4 separate regions of the Homo sapiens genome follow, and all the other regions are linked to region 1. Evidence: chromatin contacts called from ENCODE Hi-C or POLR2A ChIA-PET data. All regions are on one chromosome and are shown on one strand. The core of a region is the stretch at or near the end of the contact, and the rest is flanking DNA. Distances in the headings are between cores, read along the strand shown. Region 1 holds the start of INPP5B (inositol polyphosphate-5-phosphatase B). Region 2 has its middle 15 kb from the start of AIRIM. Region 3 holds the start of SNIP1 (Smad nuclear interacting protein 1). Region 4 holds the start of LOC105378649 (a long non-coding RNA gene).

Region 1 (6,325 bases), core at 308-2,807:
TTGGACCACGAGGCTCAAGATCTGGACTAGTATGTTAAACTGTCTCTTCTCAAGAAACTTCCTCCTTAGATCTTGAGGATTATGAGTTAGTACGTGTGCAGGGTTTAAAATATAGTGTTCAAAAAATATTAACTATCATTGTGATAATTATTCTAGGAGACTCAGACCCTGCCCTGGAGGGACAGTTGAAGTTCAGCTGGAGGGTGCAGTGATGAACAACCCCATGGCCCAGACAGGTGGGGACCAAGCCCCTCACTCACGCGTGTTCCTGGCCGCCGTGCTCCAGGCGGTAGCGCACGAGTCCCAGGAGGCGGCTCTGCCGGCTGTCCCCCTCACACAGCACACCTTGCACCGCCTGCGGCTCAGAGTCAAGGGAAGACAACCCAGAGGCGAGGCCTCTCCCCACCCAGGCTGTCCCACCTTCCCTCTGTTCCCCTGCCCCCCCAGATTCACTGTGTGGCCTTGGGTGAGCACTCAAACCATGTGCTGAACTAACAGACAAACAGGCTCTCTAAGCCTTCCTTATCTATGAAATGAGGATAATAATCCCCAACTTCATAGGGAGTTAGGAGGATAACTGCGTATTTAAAGCATTTGGCTGAGAGTCCAGGACTCAGTAAGTACTTAGTAAATACTGATTTCCTTCTCCCCTGATGGTTCAGAGGGGCAGGAGAGGGGATAGACACCTCGACACCTTCCATTCCTCTTCCCAAGGCCAGGGCAGGCTCAGGGCCGCAGTTAGCACAGGAAGGATATGATGACGCAGTATTCCCCCTCAGCCAGCGTCTCCTGGATTGCCACAGACTGGTCCATGCTGGCCCCTGCTGAGCGCACACACCCTGTGGGAGGGGAGATAGGAGCCCCGCTTTGGTCAACAAGTTACGCATGGGGTGGTGGAGCTGCCTCAGAGGGGTTGGGGGCAGGAGGGAGGGGCCTTTGCAGAGGGAGATGGTACCGGGGAGGCCTGATCCTCCTCCTCCTCCTCTTTGTCCTCCCTAGAATAGGCCTTTCAGTTTTTAGGGATAGGGGTCCAGTCCCTTTGCCCCGCTGGGATCTACAGTTTGCTATACTGCCTTTGTCTGGGAGGGCATCCAGTTGCTCTTGAGTGTGGTCTATCCTTGTTGGAAGTGGGGTACGTGGATTGGAGAAGGGGACCTAGTCCCTTTGCTCCTAGGACATGGCTCTTCCTCTCTTTTGGGGACAGTTTTTGTTCTGCTAGCGCCTCTCTGGGAGGTGTCAGTGGTGTGTCCATGTGGGGTTCAGGGAACATCCCCTTACTGTCATTCAGGAGGGTCCCATTCCTCTTTCCTTGGAGACAGGAAGTGTCCCATTGCTGCTTGCCCTTCACCCCCGCCCCAGCAGGCCCATTGCATCAGCTGCAGGCCGGGGGTTGGGGGGTGTCCCAGCCCTCAGCTTGCCCACTCCCTCCTGCCCAGCCCTGCCCTGGCTTTCCTGCTCTGCTCCCACCCACAGCTCCCTGACATTGTCACCTACCTCCTGAGCTGTCACCACAGGGCGCACGGGACTCCGCTGCCCCAGGTTCCGGGACAGTGACTACATTTCCCAACAGCCCCTGCGCCACATGGTGGTCAGTCAGCCTGCAAGTCCCAGCATGCCCGAGTCAATCGTGGGGTGGGGAGTCTCTCCATCCGTGTTAACCCCTTAGGCCCTGGGGTACACTGGGCTTCCTATACCAGAAAGGTTTTCTAATGATTGCCCTCACTCCCATCCCCAGCCCTCTAGGTCATGGGGCCAGAGCTTCCCACCCAGAAGGAAGATGGTCACATTTTATCTTAGGGGAAGAATATAATGCATTTTTATTTTCTCCTTAGTTCCATCCTCAGCTCTTCTCACTCCAGGGTAGACAACCCGGACCTCTACTGAAACTCTTCCCCTAAAATAACTACCTTCTCCTGGTTTAATGGAGGGAGAACCAGACTATGAAGAACCATTATGTCCATTTTCCAGGTGGAGAAACTGAGCCTTGGATAGGTTAAGCAGTTTGACATTAAGTCCTGCAGCTAGCAGGTGGCAACACTGGGACTCCACTGAAAGTCTGACTGCAACTCCTGGGCCATTTATACCGCTACACACTGCCCTATTTCCTCCCTTAGCCCCACCCAGCCCTCCTGCCACACAGGGCTGTTTGAGGCTACTGGGTGTGAACGCACTTTATAAAGGGTATGACACTGTTCCTGTCCGGCAACGTCCTTCCCCTGATCCGCCTGGCTTTGTGACCTTGGCCAAGACCTTTCTTCCCTTGGGACTCAATTTCCCCATCTAAGATAAGGAGGTTACCCAAGATGGACAAAAAGAGCCAGCACAGGGACTGGGCACAGTGGCTCATGTCTGTAATCCCGGCACTTTGGAAGGCCAAGGAGGGAGGATCGCTTGAGGCCAGGAGTTTGAGACCCCATCTCTAAAAAAAAATTTTTTTAAATTTAGCCGGGTATGGTGGTGCATGCCTGTAGTCCCAGCTACTTGGGAGGCTGAGGTGGGAGGATTGCTTGAGCCCAGGAGTTCAAGGCTGCAGTGAGCTGTGATTGCTCACCCAGCTCAGATAAGGAATGCTAGGATCATTCTCACTTGGCCTATTGGCTGTTTAATTAAGCTGTAAGCTCCCGTTGGACAGGACTATGCCTTTTCATCAACATACCAGCAGTTTCTGGCACACAGTTATCTATGGAGTTAGTGAATTACTTTCTGAACTATTTTAATAAATACACCTTCTCTCAAGCTTTGGCCCAAACTGAAGGAATGGGCCTTCAGTGCTGGGGAGGGGGTGACTGTTGTGACTTGTGAACAGTTTCCCTTCCTCTTTCCCCAAGTGAAGTGGCCATCCTAATGACCAGTTCAACTTTGCATATGTAAACCCCTTCCAGAAACAGTCGTTGCCTTCTTCTCAATCCATTTCTTTTCCTGGAAACATCCACAGCACAAATGGAGCTCAAGTTTATTTGAATTCAGTGTCTAAGTCATGTGGACGATGAGGGGAAAGGGGATTGACTCAGACCCTTAGGATCAAGGGGTGGGGTCACTGCAGGGAAGCAGAGGAACCCCAATTCCAGCCCTGCTCTAGTGTCAAAGCCTGGCGAGGAGGGTCTGGGCAAAGTAGATGGGGCTGTGTGCTTTTTATGATGAAGAAACTGTCCCTGCAGGATTTGGGGGTCCTCCCACTGGGTGGGGGTCAGGCAGGAGGTTTTCTGTTTTTCCAGACAAACCCTATCCTCTCCCTGAGATTAGGGCTGAGGGCCTGCCCCCTTGGGGGGTTCCATGGTCAGGCCTAGGCCCTAGAAGGGGAGAAGTGAGGAGCCTTAAGCCCAGAGCTGTGGGCTTGATAAAGGCCTTTTACTAAAGATGCAACTACAGGAATCAGAGCTGGAGGGGGACCTGAAGGCTTGTAGATCCTACAGGGTCTTCTTGACTGCTGCTCCCAGATTCTGCTGGGCCCAGCTAGGGGAGCAGGAATAGGAGCAGAGCAGAGTGGAGGAGAAGTAGCATAGCCACAGCCAGGGCCCAGTGCAGGGGGTTTCTGGTGGCCCCAGGAGCTGCCTGGTTGAAGTGAAGTTTCCCATCCAGCTGAAGGCAGCTGCCTGAGGTTGAGGCTTGACAGCACTCCTGGTAGCAGGGTGGGGCCACAGCCCCATGACACTGGGAGGTCCCTGCTTCACAGGCCTGGCTGCAGCCTGCAATGTAACCTGAGCTGGAGCATTTCAGCTGCAAGAAGAGGTGGGACCATTCATCTTCCCCTTGCCCCTCTTCCCCACTCAAAGGCAGAAAGTGTTAAGTGGGTCATGGGTTGAGCTCAACCTCCTTGGACCCCTAGCTTCCTGCCCACAAGATCAGTGAGTTCCTAGTGAACATACAGGGTGGTCAGAAAAAAAGGGGCACATCGTGGAGGTATGGAAAATTCCAGTTGCTGCCTTTGGTGTTGGCATCATGCAGAGCTGAGGGGGTCAAGCTTGCTAGACCCCACGGCTGCTCCCAGCAGGTCTAGCTCCAGCCAGATTCTACTGCTGAGCTACCCACTCCAGGTAGAAGGAGAAAGCCATGCAGCTCTGAGGGAGGAGAGCTCCCTAATTCTTGGAGCATCGCAGGGCTCACCTCACAGAAGTCCAAGCCCTCAGGGCACATGGCCACAGCTTTCGGCCCTTTGAAACAGTCACCACCTTGGCAGGAGAAAGTAGCACAGATTTTCTTCTGGAAGAGAAAGCAGGAGGAGGTTTGGGAGCTCTGTGCAGACTGAACAGGTGGTAAATGCTGGACAGAGGCAAGGCTGGAGCCCTATCATGCCTGTGTCACTGGCCCCATCCACCACACGCTGTCCATTCCTGCCTCCACTTCCTAGAGGAGGCAGGTGAGAATGAGACACATTTCCCTGGAGGGCTGGCAAGGTGGTGGTCACCAGGGGTGGAATGGAATGTAGCTTGTCCTCTGGGATCGTCGGGTGGGCTAGGCCTAGGAGCAGAGCAGGACTGCCTGGGGAAGTGCTGTGACACCTCTGTAAAGCCCTGACCCCCTGCCTTGCCCCCAGGGAGAGCATGATGTGTGTGGGCAGCTCACAACCTGACATCTCCCCCACCACGGCCTAGATGAGCACAGGTGCTTGCCCCAGGCCTCTTTGTAGCTTGTTGGGGAGGGGAGTGCTGGATGGGCTGGACTGGGGAATGGTGGGGATGTTAGGAGTGGGGAATCTGAGAGGGGGTGGGGCACCAAAGGTAGAAAGCTCAGACTTGGGGAGCTAATGAGGAAGGCAGAGTTTTTTTTTTTGTTTTTTTTTTTTGTGGTGAGGTGGAGTCTCTCTCTGTCGCCCAGGCTGGAGTGCAGTGGTGAGATCTTGGCTCAGTGCAAGCTCCGCCTCCCAGGTTCATGCCATTCTCCTGCCTCAGCCTACAGAGTAGCTGGGACTACAAGCGCCCAGCACCACCATGCCCGGCTAATTTTTTGTATTTTTAGTAGAGATGGGGTTTCACCATGTTAGCCAGGATGGTCTCGATCTCCTGACCTCATGATCCACCTGCCTTGGCCTGTCTCGATCTCCTGACCTCATGATCCACCCGCCTTGGCCTCCCAAAGTGCTGGGATTACAGGCATGAGCCACCATGCCTGGCCTAGGAAGACATTAAAGGTAAGGGTCAGGGCCGGGCGCCGTGACTCATGCCTGTTATCCCAGCACTTTGGGAGGCCGAGGCGGGTGGATCACGAGGTCAGGAGATCGAGACCATCCTGGCTAACATGGTGAAACCCCGTCTCTACTAAAAAAATACAAAAAATAAGCCAGGCATGGCGGCGGGCGCCTGTAGTCCCAGCTACTCGGGAGGCTGAGGCAGGAGAATTGGGTGAGCCCGGGAGGCGGAGCTTGCAGTGAGCCGAGATCGCGCCACTGCATAAGCCTGGGTGACAGAGCAAGACTCTGTCTCAAAAAAACAAAAGAAAAAAAGGTAGGGGTCAGTCAGAAAAGGCCTAGAGGTTAGCATATTCATAGAGGTTGGGGGGGCTGGTGAAAATTGAGCTGAGATTTGAGGGCCTCTCAAAGGGCTGGGTTCAAAGTTGAGGGTTAGTGTGCAGAAGGGCTCTGAGCTTGTGGATGAGTAGGAATGGGAGTCAGAGGTGGGGGCTCTGAGGAATGGGGCTGGGAGCTGCAGGTTGGCGGGGCAGGGCTGAGTATTAAGGGTGGGGCTGTCTCACCCCAGGCTGACTCATTGAGCACGAAACAGAGTGGCCCTCCATTGCAGCACTGCAGCCTGCAGGGGTCTGGGCTGGGGGCTGAGCTATTGGACAGCAGACAAGGGCTAGGACCGGTTTCATTTCCCCCTTCACAGCTGAAGCTGCACCAGGCCATGTAGTGGGAAGCGTTGAGTTGAATCAGCTGGGTAGAGAGAATGCAGGCATGTCCAGGAGGATGGGGGCACAGCCAGGCCTGGGCCATAGCTCCACGTTCCCAGCATCCCAGATACTGACTCCTCTCCCTCCCGCTTCAGGATCTGTTCCTGCACCTTACTGTACCTGAATGTCAATCCCCCTTCCAATGGCCTCCCTCCACTCTCCTTCACCTCTGAGAAGTACCCTGGCTTGGGTCCCTCACAGCCCCAGCCCCACACCTCGCAGTGGTGCTGCCCGGGCTAACACTCTGTGGTCTGGTTGGAGAACTTTTCCTCCTGGTAGCACATCTCTCCGAGGCAGTGGAAGTTGTGGCATATCTGCGGAAAGGTTTGACCACTGTGGTCACACGCCTGGGGCTGAAGGCATTAGGAAGGCTGTCCCCTCCCTCATATGCTGCTTACCTGGACAGGAGCAGGGGTCAACTGACTGCTTGCCAGGTTCT
Region 2 (6,449 bases), core at 2,452-4,951, 270 kb before region 1:
CTGTGGGTGAGAACTACCCTCCTTGGTCCCAGGCTGTGGATCAAAGAGATGGGATGGGCCGCTTGCACAGATGGCACTGGTTATTCTCTCAAACACGTCTGCACGGCTTGCCGCACTGGGAGCATTTTCCCCCTTGCTGTGATGCAGGATTCTGGAGCTTTGGAGACTTGCAGGGAACAATGATGATTTCAGTGGACAGAGATAGAAATGATGCAGGTCCCCAGACTCCCCTAGGCAAGGAGGAGGCTCACGTTGCTGGCCTGGGCGCTGAAGTGTAGCCAGGAATTGACACACCTGTGCTCCCACCTGGGCAATGCTTCCTGCACTAAGCGATCACCAGAACTCCCCAGAAAGTCTGGAGTCAGCCACCGTCCAACCCAAAGCAGCTCTTAAGGCTAAGATACCTAGTGGGAATTCCTGATTCCAAGCAAAAGAAGAAAATTCACCCAGCACTGTGCCAGGTGCTTTTCACACATGGGTTCATTTCATCACAGTGGTTCTGAGAGGGGAATAATGGTGTCCATTGCACAGGAGAAGAAACTGAGGCACAGAGACGGTAGGTGATTTGCCTAGAGTCCTATCAGAGTTAAAATCTCAGATTGGCTATGTGACCTTTGAGAAGTCATTTGACCCCCACACCCCCCAAAGCAGCATCCTTGTCTGTAAAACAGGGGAAATAGCACCTGCCTCACAGGGTTGTTTAATGGATGTGAAAGCGTTAGGAGTAAGCATGAAGTTGAGAAACTTCCAGAAGTGGCAATTATAGTGTTATTCTTATTGGCTCCCAAATCCTTTTGCTTCTCAGAGGAAAATCGCTTCCATTTCTATGATATGGTTTCAAGTTTAAAACAACAACAACAACAACAAAACAAAAAACAGGGTCTTGCTCTATCACTCAAGCTGGAGTGCAGTGGTGCAATCATGGCTCACTGCAGCCTTGACCTCCCAGGCTCAAGTGATCCTCCCACCTCAGCCTCCCAAGTAGCTGGGACTACAGGTGTACGCCACCACACCCAGCTTATTTTTTATTTTTATTTTTTGTAGAGACAGGGTCTTGATATGTTGCCCAGGTTGGTCTTGAACTCCTGGGCTCAAGCAATCCTCCCGCCTCAGCCTCCCAAAGTGCTAGGATTACAGATGTGAGCCACTGCGCCCAGCTCTGATTTCAAGCTCTTTTACGTGCATTAGCCCATTTCATTTTTGCAGCAGCTGTATGTTGAAACCTTTGCCTACCCGCCCTCTTTGTTTGATGAAGACCCTGGGGTCTAGAGAGGTCAAGTCACACGCTCAGGTCCCACCGGAGTGGCACAGCTGAGTCAGGAACTCTGATGTCCCGACTCCCTGCCCAGGACCTTCACCACACAGCAGCAGCCACAGAGGGCTGTGGCTTACCTTGGCCTCAAGGAGAGGTTACACCCTGGGTTCTCTGGGAAGGAGGGAGGCGGGGAAGCCTGAGGTGGGAGGGGATGCTGAGAGGAGGGTGGAGCCGTGTCCTTGATGTGGTGGCTGGGCCTCCGTCAGGGCTGTCGCCACAGTCCCAGGGTTTGGCTCGAACAGTAACCACCATTTCCGCCAGTGTGGCAATGCCGGGTGGATCTAGGTCCGCCAGCCTTGCCAGGGAACCCAAGCCAGGCGGTCTGGGAAAGGGAGGATGCTCTGCCCAGCCTGGCCTGTGGGTCTTTGCTGCTGGGATGGGGTCATCTTCTGCCTTGTTTCACTTCCATCAGCCAGCCTAGCTCTTAGGTGGCCAGTGACTACACCCTCAGCCCAGCTGGCACCTGACAGAGGAGGAAATGGGCCTCAATCCCAAGTCCTCCTCCAGGGGGAGGATAAAACCTATAATTAATTAAGAACCTACTGGGTGCTGGGCTTCATCCTCTGTGGTTTGAATGAATTAGTTCATTTCATTTTCAAAATAGCTCAGTGAGTCGGGTCTTCTTATACTCATCTTACAGGTAAGAGCGGCAAAACACAAGGCCCACATCCTAGGTGGGTGGAGACAGGATTTTGCCGAAGCTCACAATCTTTCTAGGATACCGCAGCTTTACAGGAGGCCATGGCTATCAGCAGCCAGCCAGCTCTGTCAGAGACCACTGCCACCCCTTGCACCATCCCACTGGGTAGAGCAGAGCCCACCTTCTCCACGCCATGCAGCTGCAAAGGCCCCTGCACCATTTCTACCACTTGGGTCAATTCCCAAATGGGGCTGAGCCCCTTGCTGAGCTGGTAGGGATATAAGAATGGATAAGAAAAAAATAAAATCCTGCAGGAGCTGGATTTAAATTTAAAAAAAAATAGGCCGAGTGTGGTGGCTCACGCCTATAATTCCAGAGCTTTGAGAGGCCAAGGTAGGCAGATTTCTTTTATTTATTTATTTAGTTAGTTATGAGATGGAGCCTCACTATGTTGCCCTGCCTGGTCTCAAACTCCTGGGCTTAAGCGATCTGCCCGCCTCGGTCTCTCAAAGTGCTGGGATTACAGATGTGAGCCAAAGCACCAAGCCCAGCTCAGGTGGATCTCCTGAGCCCAGGAGTTCAAGACCAGCCTGGACAACATGGTGAAACCCTGACTCTACATTTTTTAAAAAAATTAAAAATTAAGTGTTAAAGGGAAGTACAAGTACTGTGCTGAGAAAGGAAGGGTTATTTTCATCTAGGGGTGTAAGAAGAGATAACAAAAAGGAGATGGTGTCTGAGTGGGGCTTGGAAAAATAAGAAAGTGGGTCTCTTTCCCGTAGCAGGAAACAATGTCTTGCCTTTGAGGTGGAGGTGGCAGTTAGGGGATGTTTTCTCTAGCAAAGACCCCAGCTCCTCCATAAGAGCAGGCAGCTTCTTCCAGGCAGAGTGCATTGACTAGAAATCTTTTCTGGAAAATGATAAGAAGGGGCCAGGAGCAGCTGCAGATGACTTAGGGAGTTGGGACTGACAGGCACCTCTTTAGGGCCTGTGGAGATACTGTCACGTAATAGGGATTGCCTGTAGCCAGAAGAGTGGATAACAGGGAGCCTTTGGGAGGGGGACAAGGCCAGAGGCCTCAATGACGGGTAACTAACCTGCTCTGCAAAGGCTCAAACTTCAACTTGGAGAAGAAAGGGTCTGTCCACAGTGCTGGGGCAGCTACAAGCAGTAGGACCAGAGAGAAGCTGGGCAGAACTGGCAACATAATTTGCAGGGCCCAGTGCCAAAGGAAAATCATTCGAAAACTGTTTAGAATTTCGAGAGTGACAGCAGAGCATGAAACCAACCTTGGGAACCCTTGTAAGTGTGGGTCACAGGCACATGAAGCCAGCCCTGAAGTGTGGGCTAGGGAAAGCAAGCAGGGGATAAGGCCACAGGAAGGGCAGCCACAGGAGCCTTCTGACCTAATGGTCTGATCAAAATGAAGAGAACCCATAAACACAGGTGGGTAATCCTGAGACACAGCCAGGGCCACACTCAACCATTCCTAGTTGCACCACTGAGGCCTTTGTAGCTCTCCCAATGACCCAGTCCACCCCAGCCAAACAGCATTCTCCAAGAGTCCAGGTCTCGCCCTATTTGGAGGACAGAGGGCATTTAAATTTCATCTCTCTGTGTTGGGGGAGCTCTAAATGCTGGGAAAAGATGTCATGCCTGGAGACCATCTGGGGAAAAGGCCTCCGGAGCTGTTTCTTTAATTTACAGAACTGACAACTGAGGGTAGGGGCCTTTGGCAAGTACAAAGGGTGATGGCCCAGAAAAGAATCAAAGTATTAATAACGGGCTCGGCTGGCACTGGCCTCCTGTCCCCCGCCCTGGGGTTCATGTGGCAGGGAAGCCTGATGTCTCTGTTTCAACAGTGGGATCAAAACTGGCTTTCAGAGCAACATAAGCCAGGGGTAATTTTTAGCACAGACGTAACTTTCTAGTTCCTTTTTCCTACCCCTCATTTTTCGGTTGCCTTTAAAGAGGCCGCAGAGAACTGAAAAACAAATCCAAGTTTAAAGAGACAAGTGCAAAAATGCAAACTGGGCAAGGGGACAGAGCCGCCAGCTGGACAAAATGTGCCTGGAAAACAGCATCCTCTGCTTGGCAGGTGCCAGGAATTTATGGTTGAGTTTTGCAGACGTTTCATCACATTACAAGCCAGCTCAGGAGACCCTCATAAAACTCTGCTTATATGAAAGAACAAACTAGCTGATAAAAGTCAGCTGTTGCCTATAAACGCACTGTGGGAATTGCAATTGAGTAGCGGATTTATTAGTCTGGGCTCTCTGTGCAAATTAAGAACTGCTCCACACGTTTCAATCAGAAGAGATGAGCCAGAGCAGAAAGGGTTGCTCCCCGCTCACATGATGGCCAGCAGGCCAGGCTGACCCCCACCCCCATCACTTACTCTACTAGAGACCAGAGGGAAGACTCTCACTGAAATTAAGTCACAGAGGAGCTAGTCTCACATTCCCCTATCTCGCCTCCCACAAAAACCCACAAAAACAATCAGTCACTCTCTCCATCCACTGCATTCCCCACACATCCTTCACAATAGCACTTCTCACGAAGAGCTTGCAGATCTGCCTGGCCTACTAAATCATGGACTTCTTTGATTTACCTCTGTATTGCTAATGATGAGTTCTGTGCTGGGCACACTGGGAGGCCTCAGAATGAATGGATATGGATGCGACAGACTCTAAAGCCCCATATACATAAGTTATGACTATCCCACCCCAAACAGCATGGAGGGGCCAGGGGAGCAATGCCGAGGTACCCATTGGACTTGAGGACTGGCAACAAAAAGGGGAAAAGAGGTGCAGTGAGGGAGTTATGAAGGCGTTTCTTCCCCAGAGAAGTGCGGTCTTTGTGGCTAGTCTACCCAGCCATCAATCTCTGTGCTAACTGCTGCCTTTTCTCAGGATGAAGGCTCTTTCTTAAGGAATGACTCTGCAACTGAACTAAGGGTACTTATTAAGGATGCAGATATCTAGCCCCTCCCCACACATACTAGACCAGAATCTCTGGGCTGGGGCCCTACAGTCTCGGAAAAATGACTTTGCTCTACGTGGAAACCAAGAAGGAGCCTTCCAGGAAGGATGGGGAGGAGGACAGTGCCTGGAAGGGGTACCCCTGTCATTCCTTCAGAATCACTGGCTTTCTCCTACCAGGCCCTGGCATCAAAGGCAAAAGTGTAGGACTCTGGTAGACCACGCCAGGATTTGCTCCAACCCTCTTGGCTATGGGGTCAGAAGGAAGGGTAACTGGCAAGGTTGCGGCTGTCCTGGAAGAGGCTTGGATACTTCATGTGCCACGGCCAAGTTGGATGGAGGTAGCTCTGCACTGCAGGATCCATGTCCTGTGCAGGGCTGGGTATCAGAAAACCTCACCCTTGTTACAGCTGAGTAGATGTTAGGCATGCTCTTGCCTTCTGTGGCAGAAAGGCAACAGTGATGTGGGGGAAAGCACCTTTCACCGGAACCAAGCAAGCCCTGGTGCAAATTCTGGCAACATTACTGACAAGCTGTGGGCATTTAGAAAGCTTACCAGGTCTCTGTCTCGGTCTCCTCATCTACCTAATGGAAGTAAGCATACTTGTTTCAATTCTCGTTGAGGGTTTAGAAAGATATTAAAGAGCCTAGCACAGAGCTATACACTTAGTGAGTGACTAATAAAGCTTAAGTGAATTTCAATCCCTTAAATGCTCACAAATGTACCCAAAGCCCTCACTATCTCCTCTCGCTTAAACCTTACAACCCTGTAAGGACATATCATCACTTCCACTATACAGATGAGGAAATAGACTTAGAGGAAATTACTTGCCCAAGATCACACAGCTGGCTAAAGGCTGAGCCTGAGACTTGAACCCAGGTCTAGGTTCCTTCCTTCCCCTCATCCCCAAACCTGCTCCCTGAAATGTGCACTCTTCCTCCCTTCTCATAGGGAAATGGAATTATAAATGATCCAGTGTTTGAGCAGGTTGGGAAGGTACCTGGCTTCTCGTCCCAATTAAAGTCTGGTGTAATACAGTCCCCATAAAGCCCAGGCTCTCCTTGGGCAAGCAGGAGACCTTCTCTTTAGGGCCCAGGCACCCCAGCACCTTGAGACAACACTTACTCTGAGAGAAGAATCTGAAGGTCAGTTTCTAGATGTGGATGGGGAGGGACAGGATAGAGGGAAACCAAAATTCTTCATTTCATCCCAAGACTGTCTTACACTGACAGAGAAAGGGGTTCTGACCCAGCTGAGGGAAAACAGAACAGAACTCACATTGGTGTCTTCATCCATAAGCCAGTGGCATACATAAAGGAGGAGCACCAGAAGTATTCCCAGTGTGGTGACTCTCCCTGAATTCGTTTATCAATTTAGTGATTCTAGTAAAAAATACTGACAATTTATTTTTTGTTGTTGGAAGGTGATGGGGTTAGCTAAATGGAAAATTCCAGGTGGTGGAGGGGAGGCCTAATGAACAAGAGTGGGAGTACAGGCGGGTTGCTACTATAA
Region 3 (4,891 bases), core at 1,448-3,947, 390 kb before region 1:
GGACAGAAGAAAGATCATTTGAGGATATAGCAAAGAGGTAGCCATCTGCAATCCAAGGACAGAGGATTTTTTTTCAGGAGATTCCAAACCTGCTAACACCCTAATTTTTGACTTTTAGCCCCATAACTACAAGAAAATGAATTTCTGTTGTTTAAGCCACCTACTCTATGGTATTTCATTATGGTGGCCCTAGGTAAACTAATACAGCCACTCTGGAAAACAGTCTGGCAATTTCTTAAAAGAATTAAACCTGCAACTACCGTACAATCCAGCAATTGTACTCCTGAGCATTTATCCCAGAGAAATGAACTCTTAACGTTCACATAAAAACCTGTACACAAATGTCTATATAGCAGCTTTATGTGTAATAGCCAAAAAATGGAAACAACCCAGATGTTCTTTAATGAGTAAGTGGCTAAATCCATGCCATTTGGATACCACTCAGCAATGAAATGGAACAAACTACTGAGAGATGCAACCTGAATCAATCTCCAAAGGATTCTGCTGAGTGAGAAAAGACAATCCTAAAGGTTACATACTGTATGATTCCATTTACATAACATTCTTGAAATGACAAAATTATAGAAATGAAGAACAGATTAGAAGTTGACAGAAGTTAAGGAAGGATAAAAGTGGGAGATAAGTGGGTTTGGCTACAAAAGGACAACACGAGGTATTCCTTGCGGTGAAGGAAATGTTATCTTGACTATATCGATGTCAATATTCTGATGATGATATTGTACCACAGTTCTGTTATGAATAGATGTTACCACTGGGAGAAACCAGGAAGAGTATATCTCCCTGAATTATTTCTGACAACTGCATGTGAACCAATAATAATCTCAAAATAAAAAGTTTAATTTAAGCAAACAAGCAGAAAAAATAAATACAGCCAGTTTTCAGAAAAGCCCATCGGAGGTACAAGTAGAGATGTAGGCGAGCGTACGTGCACATGTGTGCACACACACAACACACACACACATTCCTCTTTAGCTGTGATAGGAAAAGGCTCTCAATTTGGACCCATCAAAACACCCCAATCCACTTACCTGCTTCACTTTGACTGTTGAGTGGTGAGGACTTCGGTTTCTCTTACTGCGAGGAGACTTGCTTCTTCTCCCTGAGGCCTTGTTTTTCTTTTTGGGTGGGGACCTATTCAGAGCATGGTACACAGGATTTTATCGCAATTTCCCTTCCCCCATAAAAATTAGCTTCCAGTATCAGGCTTACCTACTAACACAAACACCGCATTTGTGAAGGTCTCTGCCGGTCACATTAAAGGAGTCACGAGGTTCACTTTCCTAGCCCTAACATCTCCCTTGCATTCCATACTCACATAGACAACTGTCTACTGAACCTTCTCACTTAGGTAACATAACTCTTAATTCCCAACCCTTCAAAAACCTTTCCTCTCCTACTCCTTGCCATCTCGCTGATTGGCATCACCATCCGTAAGTCACCCTTGACTCTTTATCCTTCACTACCAACACCCCTACCATCAATAACAATCCCTCCATCCTGTGGTTCTACTTCCTCCCTGTGCCATCTCATTCCTACCACCCACCTTCTTGACCACTATAATCCACCGACACTGGCTTTTTCCCATTTCAATCATAATTCATTCTACTTCAGGTTCTTTGCAGATGTTGTTTCCTCTGCCTGGATCTTTAAGAGGTTGGATCATTCTTATCAGTCAGGTCTGGGCTCAAATGGCACCTCTTTAGAGAGTCCTCCTCCCTCTTCTCTCCAATCTCTCACTATCACATTACTGTTTTAATCTATCAATAATACTTGTTACTAACTGAAACTATTTTGTTTATTTTTTTATCATGTCTCAGGGTTAGAGCATAGCCAATTTGGCATCGGTGAAGATCATCTAACTGAATCACCCTTGCAGCCCCAATACCTAGGGCAGTCTTTAACACTTAATAGGCACTCAGTAAAACTATGGTGAATGAATGCATAAATAAATGAGTCTAGCAAGAAGTAACTTTTTTTTTTTCCCCAGTTTCTGTTAGGTAGCTCGCTTAGACCTCGATGTGAAAACCTTTCTGGCAGGTAACCGGAAAGACAACGCCCACACTCCATTTGTGGGAGGGATGGGGAAAATCTCAATCCAATTTAACAGATTATCAGTGCTATCTGTTGGGCCACACTCTTCGAAGTGCTAGGAACACAAGAATGAAGGAGTGGGATCCTGCCGGTTAGTCATTAGGCGTTGAACACCGAGCTATAATGCAAGTGACAGAGCAAGCATAACACAAGCACGACTGGATCACTCTCAACAGCCCCTCAGGATTAAGTCCGGGCTGCTGCGCCCACCATTCAAAACCTGTTTCGGACGCTAGCCCTGCCCGCCTTTCTGAATGAGCCCAACCCAATGTCCATCCTGGACTGCTCCCCCACTTACCGGCTAACTCCTCGGGCTCGGTTCCCGCGGTGGCCCGAGCGGGCCGGCTCGCTGGTCGGCGGAGACGGGCTACCACCGGAGTGGTCCGGACGGCGGTGGGCGGGAGGTGCGACTTCTGGGCTGAGACGCTCCTGCTTCACCACCACCCCCGCCGGCAGCACCACGTCCCCGTCCCGGTGTCTTCGCCGGCTCCCTCGCTCCCGTTCGCTCTTCACCGCCTTCATTCTGTGATTTTGGCTGGGCGAAAGAAAACAGATCAGTTGAGCTCCTCTAGCTGGAGGAAATGACGAGTTTAACTCCTGGACTTCCGCTTCCGGGGTGCCCAGGCTCCCAGAAATCCTCGCGGCAAAGGTTAAACACGTGACTACTCCCTAGTGGGTGTGGCCGCAGCGACAGGCTTGGGTGGCGGGAGTTTCAAGTTTCAAAAACAAACTTCTGGCTGGGAGTGGTGGCTCACGCCTGTAATCCCAGAACTTTGGGAGGCCGAGGCTGACGGATCACTGAGGTCAGGAGTTAGAGAACAGCCTGGCCAACATGGCAAAACCCCGTCTCTACTAAAAATACAAAAATTAGCCGGGTGTGGTGGCGCGCACCTGCAATCCCAGTTACTCGGGAGGCTGAGGCAAATGAATCACTTGAACTGGAGGCGCAGGTTGCAGTGAGCAGGGATCTCACCACTGCACTCCAGCCTGGGCAACAGAGCGAGATGTCTCAAAAACAAACAACAACAAAAACTGGGAAAAAGCAAACCTCTCAAGGCTGTTTGTTGCCACATTATTAGTAATTACAAAACGTGGAAACAATGTAAATACCAGCAGTAGGGAAGTTAGCCAAATTAATGGGTGTTATGTGGCCATTAGTAAACCATTTACAAACTTTAAAAACCCTGACTTGTTAACGATAAAGCAGGATACAAAATTGTGTGCAAACTATAATTACATTTACATTTGGAAATAGAAGGGAGGAAGAAATGGAAATGCAATCAGAGATGATAACCCATGGGCAAATCATTAGCTTTTCAAATCATTAGCTTTTCCTCTTCTATTTCCTGAACTTTCTGCAATGCTGTTGGGGCTCAGAAACCAAAACCCCAAAATACGGCTCACTGACAAGCTGAACTGAAGAAGCCTCAATGTTCCTTTCCAGTGCCCATCATCTCTCCCAAAGCACAGGTCTTTATCTGCCTAAGATCCAGACTACCAAAAGGAATAATTGTTTCTTTCTTCTCCACCCAAGAATGTAATCACACCTGACCAGAGACCCTTATACTGTCAAAAGTAGCTATTTACAGCCGAGCACGGTGGCTGCAGCCTGTAATTCCGGCGCTTTGGGAGGCCAAGGCAGGAAAATCGCTTGAAGCCAGGAGTTTGAGACCAAACTGCCTAACATAGCAAGACTGTCTCTACAAAAAAATTAAATTTGGCAGGGGCTAGTGGCTCGTGCCTGTGGTCCCAGCAGAGACAGGAGGATCGCTTGAGCCCAGGAGTTGGAGGCTGCAGTGAGCCGTGATGGCACCACTGCACTCCAGCCAGGGCTACAGAGTGAGACCCTGTCTTCAAAAAAACCAAACCAAAACAAAAAAAAAAACACAAAAAACTATTTACAAATTTATCTCTGTTCCCTTATTCATTCATTCTGCCTAGTAATCCCTGAACAGAATTCCTCCTTCTCCCACCCTCACAAACCTGTTTTACCAGGAGGGTATATAAGCTTCTGAACCCTTTTCGGGGTGGGTAATCATACTGTGATTCTCCCCGTGTATACATTTTAAATACATTTGTATGCCTTTTCTCCAATTAATCTGCCTTTTGTGAATTGATTTTTGAGCGAATCTTCAGGGGGCAAAGGGGAGGTTTCCCATTGGCTCCTACTTTGTCATTTCTCCATTTAATTAGAAAAATACTTCAGGCTGGGCGCGGTGGCTCACGCCTGTAATCCCAGCACTTTGGGAGGCCGAGGCAGGCGGACCACGAGGTCAGGAGTTCGAGACCAGCCTGGCCAACGTGGTGAAACCCCGTCTCTACTAAAAATACAAAATTTAGCCGGGCATGGGGGCACGCGCCTGTAGTCCCAGCTACTCAGAAGGCTGAAGCAGGAGAATCGTTTGAACCCGGGAGGCGGAGGTTGCAGTGAGCCGAGATCACGCCACTGCACTTCAGCCTGGGCAACAGAGAGAGACTCCGTCTCAATTTAAAAATCAAAACAAGCCCTTTCTTGCGGTGACGACCTACCCACGAGAACATGCCTCTCGCAAAGGATCTCCTTCATCCCTCCCCAGAAGAGGAGAAGAGGAAACACAAGAAGAAACGCCTGGTGCAGAGCCCCAATTCCTACTTCATGGATGTGAAATGCCCAGGATGCTATAAAATCACCACAGTCTTTAGCCATGCACAAACGGCAGTTTTGTGTGTTGGCTGCTCCACTGTCCTCTGCCAGCCTACAGGAGGAAAAGTAAGGCTTACAGAAGGATGTTCCTTCAGG
Region 4 (6,651 bases), core at 3,885-6,384, 410 kb before region 1:
AGTGCAATGGCGTGATCTTGGCTCACCGCAACCTCTGCCTCCTGGGTTCAAGTGATTCTCCTGCCTCAGCCTCCCGAGTGGCTGGGATTACAGGCATGTGCCACCACACCCCGCTAATTTTGTATTTTTAGTAGAGACAGGGTTTCTCCATGTTGGTTAGGCTGGTCTCGAACTCCCAACCTCAGGTGATCCGCCCACCTAGGCCTCTCAAACTGCTGGGATTACATGCGTGGGCCACCGCGCCTAGCCTTTGTTTTTTGTTTGTTTGTTTTTTTGAGACGGAGTTTCACTCTTCTTGCCCAGGCTGGAGTGCAGTGGCATGATCTCAGCTCACTGCAACCTACGCCTCCCAGGTTCAAGCGATTCTCCTGCCTCAGCCTCCCAAGTAGCTGAGATTACAGGCACCCGCCACCATGACCAGCTAATTTTTGTATTTTTAGTAGACATAGGGTTTCACCAAATTGGCCAGGCTGGTCTCAAACTCCTAACCTCAGGTGATCCACCCACTTCAGCCTCCCAAAGTGCTGAGATTACAGGTGTGAGCCATAGGAGCCACAGCACCTGGCCTCTTTTTTTTTTTCTTTTCTTTTGAGACAGGCTCTTGCTTTGTCACCCAGGCCACAGTGCAATGACATTATCATGATTCACTGCAGCCTTGACCTCCTGGGTTCAGGCAATCCTCCTGCCTCAGCATCCCAAATAGCTGGAACCACAGATAAGGGCCACCATGCCCGGCTAATTTTTAAATTTTTTTGTAGAGATGGAGTCTCACTTTGTTGCCCAGGCTTGTTTTGAACTCCTGGCCTCAAGTGATCCTCTCACCTCAGCATCCCAAAGGTGAGATTATAGGCATGAGCCACCACACTCAGCCTACAAGTACTCTTGAACACAGAGTTCTGATAACTTTAAGATCAATGGACTAGGCCGGGCGCGGTGGCTCACGCCTGTAATCCCAGCACTTTGGGAGGCCGAGGTGAGCAGATCACAAGGTCAGGAGTTCAAGACCAGCCTGACCAACATGGTGAAACTCCATCTCTACTAAAAATACAAAAAAATTAGCCGGGCGTGTTGGAGCACACCTGTAATCCCAGTTACTTAGGAGGCTGAGGCAGGAGAATCACTTGAACCCGGGAGGCGGAGGTTGCATTGAGCCAAGATCACATCACTGCACTCTAGCCTGAGCGACAGAGCAAGATTCCGTCTCAAAAAAAAAAAGAAAAAGAAAAACAATGGACTAAACAAAAATTTCCAGAACACTAATAAGGAAATTGATGGGTTCATGTAATTGATTATCAAGATTCAAGCAAAACAAAAAATTAATTACAGGAAATAAAGTTATGAATGAAGATAGTGTTTTTATGGCTTTTATTTAAAACATTATAGGTTCTTTAAGTGTTTTCCAAATTTAAGGAATTTTTCTGTAAGCTATCTATAGTTTGCATTTGCTTTTCCTTCCTACTTGATTTCCCCAAATTTTGGAAACTAGTCATGAGTGTTCTTATTTTTATTTACACCAGTTCAATAAAAATCTGTACTCCCTGGATGACAGAAGAAAAAAAAATAATAAAATCTACTCTCTTTTTACAGGCAGGATACAGTTGGAAACATTGGTTATATTACTAAGGCTTTGACTGAAATGTTATATTTAAGAATATGCATACAATGCCTAGCTTCAAGAGTTCCTGGCCCTACACTAAGTGAGTCAAACTTGACATCTTTCAGCCAGGTGTGGTGGCTCATGCCTGTAATCCCAGCACTTTGGGAGGCCGAGGCGGGCGGATCACCTGAGGTCGGGAGTTCGAGACCAGCCTGGCCAACATGGTGAAACCCCATCTCTACTAAAAATACAAAAAGTAGCCAGGTGAGGTGGTGCGTGCCTGTAATCCTAGCTACTCGGGAGGCTGAAGCAGAAGAATCACTGGAACCTGGGAGGCGGAGGCTGCAGTGAGCCGAGACTGAGCCACTGCACTCCAGTCTGGGGGACAGAGTGAGACTCTGTCTCAAAAAAAACAAAAAAACAAACAACAACAACAACAACAAAAAGGACATCTTTCACATTTGTCCCTTTTGATCAAGATCTGGCAGATCCAAGAACCTTTAAACTGTAAGTATAGTCTAAAGTTTGCCTTGGTTTGGCTTCCTAGGCTCAAGAGCATCTTAAATCTGAGATTTGTATGTAATCAATGTAGAGAGAAAATGTTTTTGTTTTGGGATTTTTTTTTTTTGAGACAGAGTCTCACTCTGTCGCCTAGGCTGGACTACGGTTGTGCTATCACTGCTCACTGCAGCCAGGACTTCCTAGTCTCAGGGCGCTCCTCCTACCTTAGCTTCCTAAGTAGCTGGGACTACAGGTGCACGCCACCATGCCCAGCTAATTTTTTGTATTTTTAGCAGAGACGGGGTTTTGCCATGTTGCCCAGGCTGGTCTTAAGCTCCCGGGCTCAAGTGATTTGCCTGCCTTGGCCTCCCTAAGGGCTGGGATTACAGGCATGAGCCACTGCACCTAGCCAAAAGTTGTCTTCAAAAGAAAATCTATGACGTGTGGTGACTCACGCCTGTAATCCCAGCCTTTTGGGAGGCTGAGGTAGGAAGAAGACTAGGAGTTTGAGACCAGCCTGGGCAACATAGCAGAACCTTGTCTTTACAAATAATTTTAAAAATTAGGCCAGGTGCAGTGGCTCACACCTGTCATCTTAGCACTTTGGGAGGCTGCGGTGGGCGGATAACAAGGTCAGGAGATCGAGACCATCCTGGCTAACACGGTGGAACCCCGTCTCTACTAAAAATTCAAAAAATCAGCCAGGCATGGTGGCGGGCGCCTGTAGTCCCAGCTACTCAGGAGGCTGAGGCAGGAGAATGGCGTGAACCCAGGAGGCGGAGCTTGCAGTGAGCCGAGATCACGCCACTGCACTCCAGCCTGGGCGACAGAGCGAGACTCCATCTCAAAAAAAAAAAAAAAATTCCAGGGATGGTAGTGTGCTTATAGTCGCAGCTACACAGGAGGCTGAGGCAGGAGGATCACTTGAGCCCAAGAGTGTGAGGCTGCAGTGAACTATAATAGTGCCACTGTACTCTAGCATGGGCAACACAGTGAGACCCAATCTCTAAAAAAAATTGTTTAAGGTTTGGCACAGTGGTTCATGCCTATAATCCCAGCACTTTGGGAGGCTGAGGCAGGAGGATCACTTGAGCTTAGAAGTTCAAGACCAGCCTGGGCAACATAGTGAGAGACCTTGTCTCTACAGAAAAAAAAAAAAAAAAAAAGCCAGGCTGACAGTTGCAGCTGAGGTGGGAGGATTGTTTGAGCCCAAGAGGTCAAGGCTGCAATGAGCTGAGATCACACCACTGCACTCCAGCCTGGGTGACAGAGCAAGACCATGTCTAAAAACAAAAAAAAAAAAAGGAGGGGTGTGTGACCCACTTGTAATCCCAGCACTTTGGGAGGCTGAGGCAGGAGATCACTTAAGCCTAGGAGTTCAAGACCAGCCCTGTCAACACAGGGAGACCCCGTCTCTACAAAAACTTACAAAATTAGCCAGGCGTAGTGGTGTGTGCCTGTTGTCCCAGCTACTTGGGAGGCTGAGGTGCACAGATGACAAGCTCAGGAGATCGAGGCTGCAGTGAGTGGTGCTGTGCCACTGCACTCCAGCCTGGGTGACAAAGAGAGACCCTGTCTCAAAAACATAATAAATTGGCTGGGTGTGGTGGCTCACACTTGTAATCCCAGCACTTTGGGAGGCCGAGGCAGGCGGATCACGAGGTCAGGAGTTCGAGACCAGCCTAGCCAACATGGTGAAACCCTGTCTGTACTAAAAATACAAAAAATTAGCTGGGCGTGGTGGTGTGCACCTGTAATCCCAGCCACTCAGGAGGCTGAGGCACGAGAATCACTTGAACCCAGGAGGCAGAGGTTGCAGTGAGTGGGGATTGCACCACTGCACTCCAGCCTGGGTGACAAAGCAAAAAAAAAAAAAAAAAGAATGTGGCATCTAGAATCAGAGTGACTGGGTCTAAATTCCAGTCCTACCTACCACTGTGACCATAATGTCCCTGTGCCTCAGTTTTCTCATCTGCAAAATGGAACAACCGTTGAAGCCTGTCTTGTTGGGTTGTGAGGATTCAATGAGTTCATGAATGAAGTAGGACAAGTAAAATGCTTAGGACTGTGCCTGGTACATAGAAAGTGCTCAATATTGGCCAGTTTTATTATTGAAGTCTCAGTTTACATGTTCTTTGGCATCCCGTTACTGAATATTTTTCTATTTTTATGAACCAAGATGATGATTTCCAAGTAGCTCTAGCTGTGACTTGGTGAGGTGAGGATTTCCCTAAGCCACCCTCTACTGCAGAAAGTCCCACCTCCTGTGATTTCCTTGAACCCCCTAGTTATGAATTGGGCAGCCTAATGAATCAGTTGTCTTTTCCTTCCTTAACTCTCTGCTAAGCTCTGCAGGCAGGAACAATCCAGCAGGAAGATCACTGAGCCAGGACTGAGGTGATTTCTCATCCCAGGTTTACCACTGACGTGTCATGGGTCTTGAGGTAAACAACTTAATTTATAGGGTCTTATCCACAGTCCACTGCAGTCCTGCTAGTCCCTGGACTGCTCAGTCTGGCATGATGTCCTCCTTTACTACTGACTCCAAATCAAACTATTTTCTAAGGTATACCTCAACTGTCATCTCTTCCACAAGGTGCGGCCCATCTCCAAATTATTTGTTTTTCTTTTTTTTTAAAAGATGAGGTGTCACTATATCACCCAGGCTGGTCTTGAACTCCTGGGCTCAAGTGATCCTCCTGCCTCAGCCTCCCAAGTAGCTGGGACTACAGGCACATACCACCACACCTGGCTATTGCTCCCTTTCTAACTTAGCTGTAAACCAACTGCATAAACTTATGCAACTATTGCTGACTGGATTAATTCACTTTAGAGTAAATGTGAACAACTGTTTTTAGAATTGTTTCCCATTTGATAAATACACTGGAAATTTTACCCAAGAGACCAAATGAAGCTTTACATTCCAAAACTTTAATGTCAATTAAGCAGCCTTTTCACTTGATATAAACTCACATACCCAGGAACACTGTGGGCTCAGAACATTATTTCACAAGCAGGTATTGCTGGCACGTTGTTTGTGTCACGTTTAGATTCCGATTAAATGACATCATTTTGTTCCTCAGATCCTGACATACACAATGAAAGTATTTGAAAGTTACATAACCAGTTGCACTTAATGAGTCATCCTTTGTCAATATTAGAATGAGGGAACCAGGATATGACTAGGAAGAGACTCAAGGGGTAAAATCTGAAGATTCTGTCCCATACCTCTGCAGAATCATGGACCCCCACAGAGGACTTAGGGGAGGGGCTCAGAAGCAAAGGGCTGTTTTGAAAATAGTTTGATTTTGACACAATGATTTGCAGACAAGCCCAGCCACCGTGGAGAAAAGATAGAGAATGAAGAAGTTCCAAATGGCTAAGATGAACATGAACTTCTAAACAGAATGAAAGCTCTAGGATTATGTCCACTTTAAGAAGTCTGCTGGTGATATCTGGCTTTAGAGGCAGGTAATGTCTTTTGACACCCTTTCTTCAAAGAAAGGGGTAAGGGAAAACAAGACCAAAAAAAAAAAAAAACACCTTCTCAGGCCAGGCCTGGTGGCTAACACCTGTAATCCCAGCACTTTGGGAGGCTGAGAGGGGCGGATCACAAGGTCAGGAGTTCGAGACCAGCCTGGCCAATATGGTGAAACCCCATCTCTACTAAAAAAAAATAAAAAATAAAAATTATATATATAAATTAGCCAGGCTTGGTGACAGGTGCCTGTAGTCCCAGCTACTTGGGAGGCTGAGGCAGGAGAATCGCTTGAAACTGGGAGGCGGAGGTTGCAGTGAGCCAAGATGGTGCCACTGCACTCCAGCCTGGGCGACAGAGTGAGACGCCATCTCAAAACAAACAAACCAACAAAAAAACCCACCTTCTCAGATATGTGGCATAAAGAATTTCTTAATCCAGGACGTTATTCCTCTACTAAAATAAAAACTGACTAAACAATTAGGACTTCTTACTGAAAAATGTAGGCAAAGTGGTCATCTATCACAGTGCCCACCAGGATGAAGTTTGTAGCAAAACTCAAGGCTACCACAAAGTAGTGCTACTGCAGCACAGACTGAACAAGGAGATCCTAGAGTAAGATACCAGATTAGTGCTTAAACCCTCAAGAGAAAACCGTCAGTCTGGATCAAGAGAAAAGTTCATCCAAACAAACCTACTTTTCAGACAAGCACATATATATGATCTATGGCACATACCAAAATGAAGAAAATAGCAGTTACAGTGGCCAATGTAGAACACATTCTTCAACTTACCTTTTTTTTTTTTTTCTGAGACAGAGTCTCGCTGTCACCCAGGCTGGAGTGCAGTGGCACAATCTCAGCTCGCTGCAACCTCCACCTCCCGGGTTCAAGCGATTCTCCTGCCTCAGCCTCCCGAGTAGCTGGGATTAAAACAGGCATGTGCCACCACGCCCAGCTAATTTTTGTATTTTTAGTAGAGATGGGGTTTCACCATGTTGGCCAGGTTGGTCTTGAACTCCTGACCTCAGATGATCTGCCCACCTCAGCCTCCGAAAGTGTTGGGATTACAGGCA

What was found. Hi-C counts contacts between places; a loop is a spot of excess contacts on that map. ChIA-PET counts read pairs that join two places held with the same protein, here RNA polymerase II (POLR2A). Pooled maps may share reads with other maps.
Region 2: a loop to region 1 is called in a pooled map, with 2.6 times the contacts of the local background. The contact joins the enhancer-like site here to the promoter of INPP5B in region 1. A Hi-C loop is called at or near these places in 1 of 168 maps with a recorded cell type or tissue (CD4-positive, alpha-beta T cell) and 1 of 50 pooled maps. POLR2A ChIA-PET finds 5 or more read pairs at or near these places in 1 of 52 experiments (BJ).
Region 3: a loop to region 1 is called in a pooled map, with 14 times the contacts of the local background. The contact joins the promoter of SNIP1 here to the promoter of INPP5B in region 1. A Hi-C loop is called at or near these places in 9 of 50 pooled maps. POLR2A ChIA-PET finds 5 or more read pairs at or near these places in 3 of 52 experiments (GM10248, Panc1 and activated B cell).
Region 4: POLR2A ChIA-PET joins it to region 1 with 12 read pairs in activated T-cell. The contact joins the enhancer-like site here to the promoter of INPP5B in region 1. POLR2A ChIA-PET finds 5 or more read pairs at or near these places in 4 of 52 experiments (B cell, GM10248, activated B cell and 1 more).

Annotation. Positions count from the first base shown.
Region 1 is chr1:37,945,496-37,951,820 of GRCh38, forward strand. It overlaps INPP5B (inositol polyphosphate-5-phosphatase B), which reads right to left and starts at 1,558. Exons shown (of 24, transcript NM_005540.3): 1 at 1,495-1,558; 2 at 757-839; 3 at 261-355. The coding sequence starts at 813. It overlaps LOC105378651 (a long non-coding RNA gene), which reads left to right. Exons shown (of 5, transcript XR_001737983.3): 5 at 1-132. RefSeq lists enhancers at 1,380-1,909, 1,487-1,726, 3,116-3,789.
Region 2 is chr1:37,672,595-37,679,043 of GRCh38, forward strand. No RefSeq gene overlaps it. Among named protein-coding and RNA genes, the nearest start is that of AIRIM, 15 kb to the right of the region's middle. Within about 2 kb of position 3,702, at least 5 of the 41 ENCODE cell types and tissues checked have a DNase peak (open chromatin) inside an H3K27ac peak, as active enhancers do.
Region 3 is chr1:37,551,596-37,556,486 of GRCh38, forward strand. It overlaps SNIP1 (Smad nuclear interacting protein 1), which reads right to left and starts at 2,698. Exons shown (of 4, transcript NM_024700.4): 1 at 2,411-2,698; 2 at 1,050-1,152. The coding sequence starts at 2,634. It also overlaps the pseudogene RPS27P9. RefSeq lists a silencer at 2,421-2,480 and an enhancer at 3,952-4,891.
Region 4 is chr1:37,529,442-37,536,092 of GRCh38, forward strand. It overlaps SNIP1 (Smad nuclear interacting protein 1), which reads right to left. Exons shown (of 4, transcript NM_024700.4): 4 at 5,008-6,651. LOC105378649 (a long non-coding RNA gene) reads left to right here and starts at 1,582. Exons shown (of 3, transcript XR_947190.3): 1 at 1,582-2,104; 2 at 4,446-4,542. RefSeq lists an enhancer at 4,225-5,424. Within about 2 kb of position 5,135, at least 11 of the 41 ENCODE cell types and tissues checked have a DNase peak (open chromatin) inside an H3K27ac peak, as active enhancers do.